2 separate regions of the Homo sapiens genome follow, and region 1 is linked to region 2. The links are chromatin contacts, found by Hi-C or POLR2A ChIA-PET in ENCODE. All regions are on one chromosome and are shown on one strand. The core of a region is the stretch at or near the end of the contact, and the rest is flanking DNA. Distances in the headings are between cores, read along the strand shown. Region 1 has its middle 130 kb from the start of XPO1. Region 2 overlaps USP34 (ubiquitin specific peptidase 34).

Region 1 (5,973 bases), core at 767-3,266, 230 kb before region 2:
TAGAGGTTGCAGTGAGCCAATATAGGGGCACTGCACTCCAGCCTCAATGACAGAACCAGGCTTTGACTCAAAAAATAAAATAAAATAAAATAAATTTTAGTAATACTCATTTGCCCTAACAATGGTTATCTCTGGAATTGTGGAATTCATTATATATATATATATATATATATACACACACACACGTGTATATATATATATATATATGTGTACACGTATATATATATATACATGTATATACATATATATTTATATATATATATATAATGTGTGTATATATATATATATATATATACACATTTTTTTTTGAGACAGTCTCACTCTGTCATCCAGGCAGGGGTGCAGTGGCGCAATCTCAGCTCACTGTAACCCCCGCCTCCCAGGCTCAAGCAATTCTTGTGCCTCAGCCTCCCAAGTAGCTGGGATTATAGGTGTGTGCCACCATGCCCGGCTAATTTTTGTATTTTTTGTAAGTTCAAGCAATTCTCCTGCCTCAGCCTCCCGAGTAGCTGGGTTTACAGGCGCCTGCCACCATGCCTGGCTAATTTTTGTATTTTTAGTAGAGACAGAGTTTCCCCATGTTGGCCAGGCTGGTCTTGAACTCCTGACCTCAGCCTCCCAAAGTGCTAGGATTACAGGCATGAGCCACTGCGCCGGGCCTGGAATTATTATATAAAAAACTTTTTTATATTCCTAGAAATCTGTAAGGCAAAAATAAAAAATAAAGACAGAAAAAGAAAAAAAAACTAACTTTTTACTTCTCCGAGTATTTTTCACTACTTTTCATAGTATTTAAATGTTTATGTTTATGATTATTCTTATCATCATTATTATTATTATTATTTTGAGACGGAGTCTCACTCTGTCGCCCATTCTGGAGTGCAGTGGCAAGATCTCGTCTCACTGCAACCTCTGCCTCCCAGGCTCAAGTTAGTCTCCTGCCTCAGCCTCCCGAGTAGCTGGGATTACAGGTGTGTGCCACCATGTCTGGCTAATTTTTTTGCATTTTTGGTAGAGATGGGGTTTCGCTATGTTGCCCAGGCTGGTCTTGAACTCCTGGCCTCAAATGATCTGCCCGCCTCGGCCTCCCAAAGTGCTGGGATTGCAGGCATGAGCCACTGCACCCAGCCTTATTTATTTTTCAATTTAAAAAATGATACAAAAATGTCATCAAGAAAATTTTTTTTCTTTAATGGATTCATGCTTTTTAGGACAACATTCAAGGCTCTTCAAAATGAGCCCCTAGCCCCACAATTTCACCTCTACCATTCCCATCCACCCTTCCCTCACCCAGAATTATCCTAGGTGATGCTTTTCGTTCTATTTCACTCCCTCCACCATTCCTCTCACTGGAATGTCTTCCCTCCTCCTGTATTAATCAAAATAATACTCATCTTCCCGGGAAGCCCAGGCATGACTTCCCTTTCTCTGGGATGCTTGTGCTCCCATCTGAATTAAATTGTCCCTCCTTGGTGCTGAGGCGGTAGTTTGTTTACACCTCTAGCAGAGCACAGTTTGGCTTGCACTATTGTCACTTGTGTCTAGTGTCTCCCTTGCCAGCATTTATTCTCCACTTTCCTTGCCTCTTCTGTGAAATAAATGTTCATTTCAAAATATTTATTCAGAGCATTGCATGTTCCATACATAAATCCACGCTTAAATTATTCAGCTCCTGGAGATACACAGCTCAGCCATGTGGGCAATTACTTCAAGTCACAAAATGCTATTTTGTATTAATTTGTATTTGAAGAGAGTGCAGGAATGCATTAAACATGTCTATAGCTGTCTGGTGTTTATTCACTGACAATGAGCCGGAATTATTACTTCACTTTAAGCCTTTCTCTGGTGATTTGTTTACAGAGAGTTGTGCTAAATAGCTGAATTGTTGTCATGACCCTTTGCCTAGATCTTTTCAAAACAGTCATTAGATTTGTGTTTTACATAACACATACACACACAAAATCTCATAACCAGGAGGAAAACTGAAAACAATTTAGAATTTTAAACTTCAGCATGAGTTAAGATTAGGTTTACGGTAATGGGGATAGCCCATGATTTTGTAACTCAACAATAATATAATTTTTGCCACTTGAAAGTACTAAGTTTCTGTGGTTGCCAAAAGTAAACTGTGACAGTGTGTAGAATGAACTAATAACTGTAAATGAACTTGATCAGTAGGGCTCCTCCCGGTAAATCAAATAATTAGTCAATTTTTGCTGTGTTGGAGACTACAGTTTCAGGTCCCCAAGTGGGAGTAGCTCTTAAAGCAAAAGTGGCAGCGCATTATCATTTGTAAATTTCCACTAACAAGCAAGCCTGACTGTGTCTTTTGGCAGCCAGGGCTGTGACCTTTCTAACAGCCCAGTGTTTGTCATTGTTTTGTTTATGAGCATCTATATATGCCAGGGAAGATCTGGGGAGAGAGATTCAGAAAAAGAAAACTGAAACTAAGAAGGAAATCAAAAGCAAAAAGCCAGAAACTACTTCTTTAGCCTTTTCTTTATGATCTTAGGACTTCAGGGACCTTGAAAGATTGATTTCCTTTCACTCAAGTTTCTCATAAAATTAGCTTTGGCTCATACATCTGTTACACAGTAGTTAATTTTACAAGATAAGCAGTACAGGGGAAATGTATCTGAGGGAAAAATCGAGTGCTGGAAGCTCAAGAGACACTTATAAGGTCACAGAACAAAGCTAGTAAGTAAAATGGTCCTACTATAGACCTGCAAATAGCAAAGGGTCTGCCTTGGGTTAATTTCAGTATATCTTTCATGACATTTCACTTTTCTTCTCCAGCAGCATTAAATATAAGTGGGCTTTACTGAACCTGTTCTGAGAGAGCCTTTTGAATTGCTCAGCCAAAGAGCAATCATGATTCAAGTTCATGAAATGTGAACTTTGTATTTTAGCATCCACTTCCCTGTAATGATCTCAAGACTGTACTAGCCACAGCAATGAATGTATTAACCAGTTCTTCATGTTCACAGCTACTTATGCCATTCTTAGATACTAAATGTGCTTTCACAAAAGCACCACTGGCTATCCCACTAGTAGCAATTATTAGTAGTCTTTTAAATTCAATCTTCTCGCCCAATATAAGGAGTCCCAGAGGTTGGCTGGGCGTGGTGGCTCACACCTGTAATCCCAATAGTTTGAGAGGCCGAGGCAGGTGGATCACCTGAGGTCAGGAGTTCGAGACAAGCCTGGCCAACATGGTGAAACCCTGTCTCTACTAAAAATACAAAAAAATTATCCAGGCATGGTGGTGAGAGCCTGTAATCACAGCTACTCAGGAGGCTGAGGCAGGAGAATCACTTGAACCTGGTAGTTGGAGGTTGCAGTGAGCCAAGATGGCGCCACTGCACTCCAGCCTGGGCGACAAAAGCAAAACTCCATCTCAAAAAAAAAAAAGAAGTCCCAGAGGCTCAGAAAGGCTCCTAACGATCTAGCAGGTTGTTTGAGAGCAGCGCTGGAATAAGAACTAGGTATCTCAGCTAATCTAGACTCCTAATCTAGAGCTCTTTCTAATCTGGCTGACTAAACGCCAGAATAATTTCTCACTTACACAGTCAGAAAAAGTCTCTGTGAATTAATCTTTTTATTTGGATATGTTAGTCTTTTATTATAAAATATGCAAAAGGCTGATTTAACATCAATATATATCAGCATTGGGGAAATGCTCACAAATAAACTTCCTTAAGAATTTTAAGGCCGGGCGTGGTGGCTCACACCTGTAATCCCAGCACTTTGAGAGGCTGAGGTGGGCAGATCGCTTGAACTCAGGAGTTTGAGACCAACCTGGGCAACATGGTAAAACCCCATCTCTACTAAAAATACAAAAACTAGCCAGGCATGGTGGTGTGTGCCTGTGGTCCCAGCTACTAATAGTTAATCTCATTCCTTTTATTATGTTAATTCACTTATTTCTTCATTCCAACAAATATTTGTTCAGTGCCTACTATGTATCGAGCCCTTTTTAGGTACTTTGGATGCAGGGGTGAACAAAAAGGACACGAATCCCTGCTCTCAGGGAGCTTACAGACAATATAATGTGGATAGCTTTTGCCTTCTGCTGAAGTAATCCTTAAATTAACACCCTCTTAAGAATTCATTATTGGCCGGGCGCGGTGGCTCATGCCTGTAATCCCAGCACTTTGGGAGGCCGAGGCGGGTGGATCACGAGGTCAGGAGATTGGGACCATTATGACTAACACGATGAAACTCAGTCTGTACTAAAAATACCAAAAAAAAATTAGCTGGGCACGGTGGCGGACGCCTGTAGTCCCAGCTACTTGGGAGGCTGAGGCAGGAGAATGGCATGAACCGGGGAGGCAGAGCTTACAGTGAGCCAAGATCGTGCCACTGCACTCCAGCCTGGGTGACAGAGCGAGACTCCGTCTCAAAAAAAAAAAAAATAAAAAAATAATTTGCAATAATAAGTGCTATGAAGGAAAAATCCAAGGTGTGATGGGAAGCTATAATAAGAGTTATTAGAGACTTGTTACCACAATCCCTTGTGGAGGGGTTACTCACCTTCATGAGATTCTGAGTCTGGCTGTGGATAGGGAGAACTTGGTATTTTGAAACCCCCTTCTGGTGCATCTGGCCCCTCCCTACCTCCCTTTCCTTTGTGAAAGCCCGACACCAAACTCTGGATCTCCACTCCTGAGCAAAGCAAAAATTCAGTACAGCAGTTACCATGGCCCTCAGATGCTTCTTCTCACCTGGATGCATGTTCTGGATGAGCAACAGCAGCAATTACTCCAGGGCTGAAAGCAGGGCAGGAGGGCATGACCCAAGGCTCTCAACTTTAAACGCAGAGTTCTGGCCAGGCACGATGGCTCATGCCTATAATCCCAGCACTTTGGGAGGCTAAGGTGGGAGGATTCCTTAAGACCAAGAGTTCAAGGCCAACCTGGCCAACATAGCAAGACTCTGTCTTACAAATAATTTAAAACAAAAACAAAAACAAAAACAAGCCTGGTGTGATGGCACGCATCTGTTGTCCCAGCTACTTGGGAGGCTGCACCAGGAGGATCCCCTGAGCCCAGCAGTTCAAGACTGCAGCAAGCTATCATCACATCACTGCACTCCAGCCTAGGTGACAGAGCAAGACCTGTTAAAACAAACAAACAAACACTGAGAGTTTCTCTACACTTGACATCTAAACAAACTTTTTCCAAATGTTCAAATGTAAAAATTATTCACTTTTCTGTCAAAAACCATGAAAGTGTTTATACGCTTGAACTCAGCAATCCTACTCTTGGATATTTAAGAATTAATTCAACAGAAGAATGAAACTATGTACACCGATTTGGTCATTGTAGTGTTAAGTATAATAAGGATAAAAAGCAAAAAGCCTAAATATTCCATAGTTGGGAGGCAGTTAAGTAGATTGTGGTATATTAACTTGTCAGGATTACTAATTTATGGCCATCGTGTCATCTGTGGGAAAATATGAATGAAGTAAATGCACATGAAAAAGCAGAATACAAAATTCTATGTTAATGAATGCAAGCTATATAAAAAGGAGTATGCAGAACACAGATGACAAGGCAAAAAGGAAAATTGGGATCAATTTGCTAAGGTGGTAGGACAACAGGACAGAAATCCAGATTGAAAGATTGAACTGGCTTAAGCAAAAAGGAGAAAATTCATTTGCTCAGATAATTAAGTTCTTAGGTAGGGTGAGAGAGGCACTGGCCTTAGGGATGTCTGAAAGAGGGACACATTGCTATCAGGACTTCCCATCCCTCTCTCTCTTCACTTCCCTCTCCAGGGAAGTCTCTTTCAACCCAACTTATTCCCAAGGTGACAATTTATCCACTAACCTCACATTCTCCTATCTTCCCACCAGGATGACAGTGCCTACTTAAGTTTTGGCTGTAGTTTAAGAATAACTCTGGGAAAGGTACTGATTGACCTGGTTTGGGTCATGTGCCCATCTCTGGACCATCAATGGTCAGGTTACTA
Region 2 (5,872 bases), core at 2,903-5,402:
GATGGGGCTTCACCATGTTGGCCAGGCTGGTCTCGAGCTCCTGACTTTAAGTGATCTGCCCGCCTTGGCTTCTCAAAGGGCTAGAATTACAGGCGTGAGCTACCACGCCCAGCCTACATCACTGGATTTTAATGTAACAGACAGTACTTACATGATTTCAGTTTTCATATTACAACTCATTTTAAGAAATTACCATTGAGTTTTGGTGTAATATTGAAGAAGAAAATATTTAAGACAAAGCTGTTAAAATATTCCTACTTTCAACTTTAGATCATTTCAGGATGGATCTTCATATACTTCAATCAGGACAGTATATGATGGAGTACAGAAGCACTTAGAAGGATACAGCCATCTTCTATTAAGCTAGACCCTAGATTTTCAAAAATATATAACAGTTCCACTTGTCTCACTGGTGTTTTTTGGTGGAAAATATGGAATGAAGTATTTATAAATGAATGAATAAATATGTAGACATTTCTAAGTTTTAGTTTAGTTTTTTTTTTTTTTTTTTTTTGAGACAGAGTCTGACTCTGTCACCCAGACTGGAGTGCAGTGGTGCAATCCTGGCTCACTGTAATCTCTGCCTTCCTGGGTTCAGGTGATTCTCCTGCCTCAGCCTCCTGAGTGGCTGGGATTACAGGTGCCCACCAAGTTACAGACTAATTACTTTTTTTTTTTTTGAAACAGAGTCTCACTGTGTTGCCCAGGCTGGAGTGCAGTGGCACGATCGCAGCTCACTGCAACCTCTGCCTTTCAGGTTCAAGCGATACTTCTGCCTCAGGCTCCCGAGTAGCTGGTATTACACGTGCATAGCACCACGCCTGGCAAATTTTTTGTATTTTTAAAAATAGAGACTGGGTGTCAGGCTGGTCTTGAACTCCTGACCTCGTGATCCGCTTGCCTTGGCCTCCCAAAGTGCTGGGATTACAGGCAGAGCCACTGTGCCTGGCCTGTAAGACATTATTATTATTTTATACAGTTTATGTTAATTTAGATTTACCCACATTTACTCTTTCTGTTGCTCTTCTTTTTTGTGTCTCTTGGCTTTCATCCGGGATCATTTTTCTCTTAGCAATTTTTTTTTTTTTTTTTTGAGACGGAGTCTCGATCTGTTGCCCAGGCTGGAGTGCAGTGGCGCAATCTCGGCTCACTGCAAACTCTGCCTCCCGGGTTCATGCCATTCTCCTGCCTCAGCCTCCTGAGTAGCTGGGACTACAGGTGCTTGCCACCACGCCCCGCTAACTTTTTGTATTTTTCGTAGAGATGGGGTTTCACTGTGTTAGCCAGGATGGTCTTGATCTCCTGACCTTGTGATCCGCCCGCCTCGGCCTCCCAAAGTGCTGGGATTACAGGTGTGAGCCACCGGGCCCGGCCAGCATTTTTTTTTTTTTTTTTTTTTTTTTTTAGTGTGGTTCTGCTGTTGACAGTTTTTTCTCTTAGCATTTTTTTGTGTGTGTGTGTTTAGTGTGGTTCTGCTGTTGACAAATTTTTTTTTCAGTGTTTGCTTGTTTTCTAAAGTTCATTTTTAGGCTAACACTGAAGTAGGATAATGAATTACAAGTTGGCAGTTACTATTGCTTCTTCAAACCAATCATTCCATTGTCCCCTGGCTTCCATTGTTTATACAGAGAAATCACCTATCGGTTTTACTGTTACTTCTTTGAAGATAAGTTTTTTCCTCACTTGCTCAGTTTTTTTTTTTTTTTGGTGTTAAGGAACAGAGTTTAATAGGCAAGAAAGAAACGATAAGGCAGAAGGAAGAGGCTCCCCTGTACAGAGACGGAGGGGGTGCTCCAAAGCCAAAAAAGGAGGTCTCCACGTGCGGTGGACACCTGCCAGGTATATATGCAGAGGCTGGAGGAGGCAATGTCTGATTTGCATAGGGCTCAGGGGATTTGTTTGACTAGGCATGTCATTCAGGTAGCCCGTGAAAAAGCTGGCCCTCCCACCCTAGCCCTTTAATGTGCATCATTTGCTCAGTTTTAAGATTTTCTTTGTTTTTGTCTTCAGTAGTTAACTATGACAAGTCCGCATCTGATTTTGTATTTATTGGGATTCATAGTGCTTCTTGAATGTGAGTTTTTTAAAAATTTATTTTAGAAGTACTTAGCCATTATTTTTTCAAATGTAGTCACTGCCTCAGTCTGTCTTTCATCACCTTTTGATCTTCCTTCTCTCTTTTGCTTTCTTCTATATTTTTATCCTTTTGGCTTTTGTGTCTTCATACTGCAGTCTGGATATTTTCTTTGACCCATCTTCCTTTTTCGATTTCTCAGTCTTGTTTAATCTGTATTAAAGCCATCTATCAATTTTAATTTCTGTTATTGTATATTTTAATTCTTAGGCTTTTGAGTTTTTTCTTTTTAATAGATTTTATTTTTGGGACAGGGTTTTGCTCTGTCACCCAGGCTGGAGTGCAGTGGCAGAATCTTGTCACCTTGACCTTCTGGGCCCAAGTGATCCTCCCACCTCAGCCTCCTGAGTAGCTGGGACTACAGGCATGCATGCCCCACCATACCTACAATTTTATTTATTTATATTTTTAGCAATGAAGTCTCCGTATGTTGCCCATGCTGAAGCAGTCCTGCTTTCGCCTCCCAGAGTGCTAGGGTTACAGGCATGAGCCACCTTGCCTGGTCAGCATTATTTTTTTACAGCAGTTTTTAGTTCACACCAAAATTGAGCATAAGGTGCAGATATTTCCGGTATGCCACCTGACTCCCCACACACGAAGCCTCCTCCATTATCAACATCTGACACCAGAGTGAGTGGTACATTTGTTACACTTGGTGAATCTACGTTAACATATCATTATGACTCAAAGTCCATAGTCCACATTAGGGTTCACTGTTGGGGTTTGACAAATGTGTAATAACATATCCACCAGTACAGTGTCGTACAAAGTAGTTTCACTACCCTAAAATCCTGTGTGCCCTACCCATTCATTCCTTCCTCCCCACTAATCACTGGCAACTGCTGATCTTTTTACTGTCTCCATAGTTCTGCCTTTCCTACTACATCACATAGTTGAAATCATACAGTATGTTGCCAGTTAAGATTGGTTTCTTTCATTTAGTAATAGGAATTTAAATGTTCTTTATGTATTTTCATGTCTTGATAGTTTTTTTTTTTTTAACACATCTGCTGGCAGGAAGATAGCTTTTTAAAAAATTTATTTTAATTGACGTAATAATTGTACGTGTTTATGGGATATGTAGTGATTTTTTTATGCAAAATTTCATCATATAGTGATGTGTTGATACATATATAGTGATCAGATCAGGGTAATTAGTGTATTCATCTCAAACATTTATCCCTTTTTTGCATTGGGAACCTTCTGTGGCCTCTTTGTAGCTATTTGAATCTATATAATGTATTATTGTTAACTGTAGTCATTTCACAGTTATGTAGAACACTGGAACTTATTCCTCCTATCTAGCTGTAATTTTTATCCTTTCACAAATCTCTCCCTATTCTTCCCTTTCCCCTGTCCTTTCCACCTTCTTGTATCCTCTGTTCTACTTTTTACTTACATGAGATGAACCTTTTTTTAGCTTCCACATGAGTAAGAACTTATGGTGTTTAACTTTCTGCTCCTGGCTTATTTCACATAAGATAATGTCCTCCAGTTCCATGTATGTTGCTGCAAATGACAGGATTTCATTATTTTTAATGGATGTATAATATTCCTCTGTGTGTGTGTGTGTGTGTGTGTGTGTGTGTGTGTGTACACACATCACATTTTGTTTATCCATTCATCTATCGTTGAACACGTAGGTTGATTTTGTATCTTGGCTACTGTGAATAGTGCTGTAATCGTGGGAATGCAGACGTCTCTGATACAGTGTTTTCCTTTCCTTTGGATAAATGCCTAGCAGTGGGATTGCTGGATTATATGGTAGTCGTGTTTGTAGTTTTTTGAGGAGCTTTGATACTGTTCTCTATAGTGGCTGTGCTAGTTTACGTTCCCACTAACACTGTATAAGAGTTCCCTTTTCTGTGCATCCTTGCCAGCATTTGTTATTTTTTGTGTTTTTGATAATAGCTATCCTAACTGGGGTAAGATACTTCATTGTGGTTTTGATTTGCATTTTCCTGATGGTTAGTGATGTTGAACATTTTTTTCACATATTTGTTGGCCATTTGTATATAATCTTTGAGAAATGTCTATTCACATTGTGTGTGCATTTTTAATTGGATTTTTTCTTTTTTTTTTTTTTTGCTGTTAAGATGTTTGAGTTCCTTGTAAATTCTTGATGTTAATCCCCTCAGATGAGTAATTTGCGTATAGTTTGTCTCATTCTGTAGGTTGTCTTTTTTTACTCTGTTGATTTTTGCCTTTGCTATACAGAAGTTTTGTAGTTTGACATAATTCCATTTGTTGTTTGTTGCCTGTGCTTTTGAAGTCTTTATTCATAAAATCTTTTCCCAGACCGATGTCCTGAAGCATTTCCCCTGTTTTGTTCTAGTAGTCTTATAGTTTTGTTAGTTCTTTGAGCCATTTTGAGTTGATTGTTTATGTAGAGGAGTGAGGGTATAGTTTCATTGTTGTGCCTATGGATGTCCAGTTTTCCTAGCACCATTCATTGGAGAGACTGTCCTTTCCCCAGTGAACATTCTTGGCACCTTTGTCAAAAATCAGTTGACTGTAGATACGTGTATTAACTTCTGGGCACTCTGTTCTGTTCCGTTGGTTTATGTATCTGTTCTTATGTCAGTACCATGCTGTTTTGGTTACTACAGCTTTCAATATATATTTTTAGGTCTTTTCTTTTTTCTTCCTTTTTTTTTTTTCTTTTCTTTTCTTTTTTCTTTTTTTTTTTTTGTAATGCAGTCTCTCTCTCTGTTGCCCAGGCTGTAGTTCAGTGGTACCATCACAGCTCACTGCAGCCTTGACCTGAGCACAGTTGATTCTCCCACCTCACCCTCTCAAGTATCTGGGACTACAGGCATGCATCAAGATGCCTGGTTAATTTTTTTTTTTGGCACTTACGCATTTCTGTGCCTGTTGAGTGGTGGCAGGAGCAGCCCTAGGCTGGGCAGCCGAGTGGCCGAGCAGAAGTTACAGGGACACAGGGGCACCTCTAGCCCCAGAGAGGGAGACTGGGGCTTTGGGAGCTGTGTGGCCCTGGGCTCCAGAGGAGGCCTCCTGACATCTCTTCCCCCAACCAGCTCTAGTCTCTCTGCAGCCACCTTTTCAGGAAGGGCAGGGACTCCATAAAGCTCCAAAATTTACTGCCTTTCTCATTACAGGGGCTGGGAGGTGGGGCGCAGAAAGTATAAGAGGTTTAACCTGCCTGGGTGACTTTAATTCCAAAGGGCAGAGCCTGGGTGTGGTGGGACCCATGTGTGGTCCCAGTGCTTTGGGAGGCCGAGGCAGGAGGATCACTTGAGCCTAGGAGTTTGAGGCTACAGTGAGCTATGATCGCAAGTACACTCTAGCCTGGGCCACAGAGCAAGACTCTGAGTCCAAAAAAAAAAAAAAATTTTTTTTTTTTTTTGAGGCGGCTCTCACTCAGTTGTCCAGGCTGGAGTGCAGTGGCGCGATCTCAGCTCACTGCAAGCTCCGCCTCCCAGTTTCATGCCATTCTCCTGCCTCAGCCTCCCGAGTAGCTGGGACTACAGGCACCTGCCATCACGCCCAGCTAATTTTTTTGTATTTTTAGTAGAGACGGGGTTTCACCGTGTTAGCCAGGATGGTCTCGATCTCCTGACCTCATGATCCACCCGTCTCGGCCTCCCATAGTGCTGAGATTACAGGCGTGAGCCACTGCACCCGAAATTTTTTTTTTTTTTAAATTAAAAAAGTAGGCCGGGTGTGGTGCCTTACGCCTGTAATCCCAGCACTTTGGGAGGCCAAGGCAGGCGGATT

What was found. A loop is a pair of places that touch in the nucleus more often than their neighbours do. ChIA-PET counts read pairs that join two places held with the same protein, here RNA polymerase II (POLR2A). Pooled maps may share reads with other maps.
Region 1: a loop to region 2 is called in a pooled map, with 2.3 times the contacts of the local background. The contact joins two enhancer-like sites. A Hi-C loop is called at or near these places in 2 of 50 pooled maps. POLR2A ChIA-PET finds 5 or more read pairs at or near these places in 4 of 52 experiments (A549, T-cell, WTC11 and 1 more).

Annotation. Positions count from the first base shown.
Region 1 is chr2:61,667,619-61,673,591 of GRCh38, reverse strand. No RefSeq gene overlaps it. Among named protein-coding and RNA genes, the nearest start is that of XPO1, 130 kb to the right of the region's middle. RefSeq lists an enhancer at 2,359-2,598. Within about 2 kb of position 2,016, at least 26 of the 41 ENCODE cell types and tissues checked have a DNase peak (open chromatin) inside an H3K27ac peak, as active enhancers do.
Region 2 is chr2:61,440,756-61,446,627 of GRCh38, reverse strand. The region is part of intron 1 of USP34 (ubiquitin specific peptidase 34); the gene reads left to right. Among named protein-coding and RNA genes, the nearest start is that of SNORA70B, 26 kb to the right of the region's middle. Within about 2 kb of position 4,152, at least 3 of the 41 ENCODE cell types and tissues checked have a DNase peak (open chromatin) inside an H3K27ac peak, as active enhancers do.